Regions from separate parts of the Homo sapiens genome. Here region 2 is linked to region 1. The links are chromatin loops, found by intact Hi-C in ENCODE. Cell type or tissue: right lobe of liver. All regions are shown on one strand. Links, peaks and the distances in the headings refer to the core of each region. The heading gives the core; the rest is flanking DNA.

Evidence for each region. Peaks named below come from ENCODE experiments on the same cell type or tissue, not always from the same donor. Only the 100,000 strongest peaks of a DNase experiment are listed, where the experiment ranks them.
Region 2: a loop joins it to region 1, with 1.8 times the contacts of the local background. A loop is called at or near these places in 36 of 110 quality-filtered maps.

What each region holds. Positions count from the first base shown.
Region 1 is chr15:63,563,552-63,566,475 of GRCh38, forward strand. All of the region lies in intron 8 of USP3 (ubiquitin specific peptidase 3), which reads left to right. Among named protein-coding and RNA genes, the nearest start is that of FBXL22, 32 kb to the right of the region's middle. In right lobe of liver, for the core only: no CTCF peak of the experiment used is centred there; no DNase peak of the experiment used is centred there.
Region 2 is chr15:63,513,530-63,516,453 of GRCh38, forward strand. The region is part of intron 1 of USP3 (ubiquitin specific peptidase 3); the gene reads left to right. Among named protein-coding and RNA genes, the nearest start is that of USP3, 10 kb to the left of the region's middle. In right lobe of liver, for the core only: no CTCF peak of the experiment used is centred there; a DNase peak (open chromatin) is centred at 1,342; H3K4me3 peaks cover 719 bases; H3K27ac peaks cover 544 bases.

The DNA.
Region 1 (2,924 bases), core at 90-2,589:
AAATACACCTCTGCTGTACACCTAGCTGTCAGAGGAATCCTGCCTTTTCTCGTAGGTCTGTCATCCCTGTAGGGATTCGGGTGATAGCAGCTTTGAGGCACTACAGGTGTTTGACAGCAGCCTTGGCCACCTTCTGCCGATTTTACCCTTCTGAAGCAAGTCATGGTTCTTACTAGTTATGATTTTGGCACCTAATATACATCCCTTCTACTTTTCTTTAAAAAAAATTCATGCTGTAGTAAACTTAGTCATCTATCTTGCCCTATTGCCTAAAAAGATGTAGTTAATATAGATAAATATTTAAAAGGTAATTAACTTCAAAGGACTTTAAATTGTTGCCTTGCTAAAAAGTCTAGTCTTGAGGATCTGACATGAGTAACTAGTGTTAACCCTAGTCTTGGTTTTGAAAGAAACTCCTTTTATGTATCATACTATTTAAATCTCCTGTCAGGAAAAACATAAGAATTTGAGAATGTCTTGACTTTAAGAAGGAAAGGCAGGAATGACAGTTAAGTTACCACTGTCCAGGTCTGGACCTAATAAAAAAATTTCTAACATAAATCACCTAGTAGACTCTTGATAGAAGTTTAGTCTTTGTGTTTTATTATTATATAATAATAGTTTACATTTATTGAATGCCTACTGTGTGCCACCCACTGGGTATTTTTTATCTGGTCTTCATTAAAAAACAAGCAAGAACAAAATTCCAGCCAAGCAGGAAATATTGCCCCCATTTTAGAGGAGACAAAACTGAGACAGAGAGGAGAAGCGACTTGTTTAAGTTTATACATCTCGTGGGGTAATGACCAAAATTAGAGTCCAGGTGTTTGTGGAGTTGGCTAATAATAGATTTGTTGACAATGATTTGCCCACATACCTTGAACAAGGCCCGTTAACTAATTTGATACTGTTTTCCTTGATCCCCATGGTGACCAAGATCCCTCATTCTTGAAAGCTTAGAAACATTATCATATTTTATACAGTAGAAATCTGCTTTTCCTGTAAATCTTTCCACATCTCTGTCCTTTCTAGCTTCTGTAGCCCAACTGTGAGCATGATGTAGTTTTTAGCTGTTTAATTTCCACATTGGAATATTCCTACTGATGAAGGAATAAGGTAACCAGGCTGACGAATGTAGCATGTGGAGTCTCTGGGGAAGATTTCAGATCATACATGAACTCTTAAATTTCTTGAATGGCTGATGAGAATAGGGTGCTTTTGTATTCTTAGCTGGGCTTGCTCTTAGTTCTGCAGTAATTGAGATTGTTCCCCATTTTTATGTAATCAAAGAACAGTTTTTCTCTTGGTCAGATCTAGATCTTGAGATTATATCATGGATAAAGCTTTAGTGCAGGTCACTGCACAATGCCCAGGTGTGAGGCAGGGAGGTGGGGCTTGCTTTTTACAGCTCTTACCCTGTGAGGTATGCAGGTAAGATTCTTATAACATGCCTGTGTGTAAGTGCATGAATCTTGATTTATGTTTATTTATAATCCCAAAGAAATTTTTTTTAGGTTTAAAAAGCCCATTTTCCTTGATTAACACATGACAGACAGTGTCTAGAGAACTTGATCCTTTGGGATGAAATATGAGGACTCTGAAATACAAACATGCGTGTAGAAGTAGAAACATCTTTCATCTATTAAATACACAAATATATATACATACACACACCCCCAAAACACACACACCCTCAATGTAATCAGCAGCTTTGGATAGAGAAATCATTAAGCCTATTCTTTCTTTTTTTTCCCCACTGAAACTAAAAGCCAGTTACCTAGCAGGGAAAATTTTCTTGAAGTTTTGACCTTTTCCAACATACATATGTACTTACCACACTTCTTATGATTTCTTAGTATGTTCAGCTCTTTCTATCCTTTTGCTTTTCATAAAAATACTTTAAAGTGTATTTTCTTAAATAGGCAAAAACATATGTGGTTCAAAATTCAAAAGGTAACAAAAGAATATGCAGTGAATGTTTTATTCTGTTCCCTAGCCATTCATTCTGTTTTCTGGAAGCAACCATAGTTACTAGAGTTTTGTGTATCCTTTCAGATATTCTGTGTGCATATACAGACAAGTGTGTGTGTGTGTTTATGTCATTTTTAATGTAATTGGTGATGTATCATCTTTTTTTCCCCACTTTGAGATGATTCATATTAGTATACAAATAGCTTCCTCAGACCATTTTACAGTTGTATCATAATTTGTGTCCAAGTCCCCTCCCAGTGGCTTTATGGACTGTTTCTAGTCTTTGCTGTTCTAAACAGTGCTGCAGTGAGTAGTATTTTACATACATGTGCAGGTATCTAAGAGAGAAAGTGCCGGGCTCAAGGAAATGTTCTTCTGTAATTTTGATAGTCTTTTCTGCTAGCCTTTGTCACTCCTTGCTTTTCTTAACACAGCTCTGTCTTGCTGCTTTGCTGTCTCTGTATGTCATGTGCTTCTGCCCACAGGATTTGCCTTGTGGTCCCTATCTCTTTGTCTAGGATCCCGGTTAAAGCTAACACTCTTCAGGAAAGTCTCTTGATGATTCAAATCAGGTCTTTCTGTACAACCTGATTTAATATATTTGTCTTGACTTCCCAAGATGGAACTTTATTTTTTTAAATCAGTTCTTGTTATAATTAATGTTTAAAATGATGGGTAAATAATCATTGGCACATAATTCTTATATTTGCTTGCTCTTCTCAGGTTTATAGACAATGTAAAGGATTTTTGTAGACAAAAAATAGATCTTTGCCTGTGATGCTTTTTTTTTTTTTAATTTTATTTTTTATTTGAGTCTCGCTTTGTAGCCGAGACTGGAGTGCAGTGGCATGATCTGGGCTCACTGCAGGATCCTCTGCTTCCTGGGTTCAAGTGATTCTCCTGCCTCAGCCTCTCAAGTAGCTGGGACTACAGGTGCGTGCCACCATACCTGG
Region 2 (2,924 bases), core at 197-2,696, 50 kb before region 1:
CCACCACGCTCAGCTAATTTTTAAATTTTTTTGTAGAGATAGGGTCTCGATGTTACCCAGGTCTTGAACTTCTGACTCTGAGTGATCTTTCCACCTCAGCCTCCCAAAGTGCTGGGATTACAGATATGAGCCACCAGTCTGGGTGGGTTTTCTTTTTTAAATAATAGATTTAAATTGTTCATTACTTTGTTTTGAACATTTGTTGCACAATGCCGGAGTAATATTTTGATTAAAGTTTTTGAATATCAAGTTGAAATTTCTAGAAAACAAATTTCTGACTTGGAATGTTTCCCTGAGATAATCGATGGATGACATGTTAGAAAAATGTTCTACTATATTAGGCATTTAAAAAATAACTGTATAATATAGAGACTGTGGGAGCAACAATGGTACAAATTGCTGGTTGAGCAAATTTTAATTTTAGTTGCACACAGTAAAATGTTCTTTGGTTTCATTAAGATTAACTCTTATTTCCATGTGAATTATTTTGGATATTAATAGTGAGATGCTTTAGCATTGGAGAAATTGCTTTATAAAAACTGAAGGATCAGACTTCACCTTAAGTGTATGAAGTAGCTGCCAGACCTCAACATTCGTGCCATGAGAATTTAATTCTGAGAGCTTAAATGCGTTAGTTTCATTTTATTTGCTTTGAATGTTTTGTTTATATATAGTTTTTTTTAGAGCCTCATTTAAAAAATATATGTATTTCTAGTTTTTTTCTTCGAATATATAATACAGATTTTTGGGAAAATGTGGGTCATGTTTGAAAATTCTATCGATTGTAAAAAAAAATTCCGACTCTTGGTTTTGGTTAAATAATTAGAACAGCTATTTAGAAAAACTGAAATAGTTAATGGTTTTGGAGTTTGCAGGTGCCTGTTTTCTGAAATATTGATTATCTATCCCTCGGGCAGAGTATACGTATTTGCCAAGTTTGTATTTCTTTTTTCTATTTCTTCAAAATAAGTCCCGTTGATTTTAAAAGAATAAAGAGTTTCCCAGTAAGTACAAGTGTGGTACTTTTTCCCCCTCCACTTTGTACTTTAGTGTTAACCTTTATTACATAACCACAGAGAATGAGGAAGAGAATTGTACAATGCAGATATTAAGCCTATTGTTCTCCAAGGAAAGTCTTTGATGTTAAGAGGTCCCTAAACCTCTTAATTATTTTATTTACTTGTGAGAGGGGGTGCTTCCTTAAATATATACGAGTCTTTTCTTATATTGCATACACTTGCAACTATTATTTTGAAATAATAGTTGAGTGGTGTTTACATTTATGACCTGATTCATGTCTTTTGAAGTGCCACCACTGTTTCACCATGGACTTGCTTACTCAGGTTGTTGGCAACAGCATGGAATTGCATCAGATCTTGCTGTATTAAATAAATGAAGATATTAGATGTCAGAATTTTTAAGTAGTTCATGGCTTTTGTTTTTATTTTCTATATGATCAGCTTCATAGGGAAAGTTATTTTTGAAACAATTTGAGCTCCTAATAATTTTTTGAAGCTATTTGTGTCTGGTCTTCCAAAGGCAAAAATGGCCCATTTTGACTCTGATTTAGTAATCTCCTTTGGCTTTAGTGGTTTTTATCCTTCCTCCCACTATCCTTTCCCCTCGTTTAGAGGTAGGAGGAGCCCAGTTCCAGTATTTAAAATGAAGATCAAGAGTGGCATAATAGCTTCATTAGGTGTTTTTCACCAAAATAGGTCTGAATAAGTCTGAATTTGTGGTAGAAGGAACCATAACAAATTTGTTTAGTGCATTACAGTTTTTGAGAATATGTTGTTTCACACACATTGTTTCTATATGTTGTTTCCATTTCATGGTGAAAGCATAAGGAATCCATTTAAAAATAGAGTAAAATGCTACAGCCAGTTGGGGGTTGGGGGCAGCCCCGTGGACCAGAATTTGCCTCTGTGTGGGAAGTCAGCAGGACCAGATGCCCCTCTCTTCTTTGGCTCTGTAGGTATCTGGATCTCTTAACATATAGATGACAAGTTTTGGCCAGCTTTGAAATTACATTTGCTAGTGGAGGACACATATCATTAACTCTGCAGTGGGAATAAGGAATTCAGTAGGTGCCTGACCCCAAATGATAAACTGCTATTCTAATTTTTATGCTGTGTAATATATTTTAGACTTTTTAATAAAAAAGATAAAAATTGAGCAATTTCATGAATTGTTATGTTACATCAATTTACCATATGAAGATTAATTCATGTTTTCAGAACAGTAATACACATTTCTGAAATATACAGAGACAGGTAATAGTATCAAAGGGCTTAAAATAGAATTTTAGTCTTCCTCGCCTCCACTCTCAGTCCTGCTGTCCACAGACAATCTCTGTAGGCTCTATTTAGCATTCTCTCTCATATTTACCTGCATAATTCTAACCAATGCTCTGTTATTTCTTAATTTGTCATTTTTAGGTATTATTCCTTGATATCTTGCTGTGGTAAATGAAGACTTCAGTGTTTGCACCACTTGCCCTTCAGTCTCTCCATTTCCCAATATAATTAGATTACATATTTTGGTTACTATAGTGATTCATTTTTCTTTCTTGTCCAACATTTTATTTTTTCTTGAGTCAATAATTGCCTCTTTTAAAAATTGCTTAGTTTACCTTAGACACATTTTCTCTTAAATGTTCCTTTAAACCTGTCAAAGGTCTGTGAATATTATTTTTTAACCCATTCAACGGATTAGATAATCTCCAAGCACTAACTCTTTTCTAAAATCCTTTCCAGAGCCCTCTGACCTCTGCTGTCATTTGAAATAGTTCTCCAGGCTGGACAGTTTTTATCGTGTGATTCCCTCTGTTGTTCTCTTATAATATTAGATCCCTTATTTCTTGGATCCCATGTCTTGTTTTTCTTGGTTTATTTCATTGTTTTGCTGGAGTACATCAAGCTCCT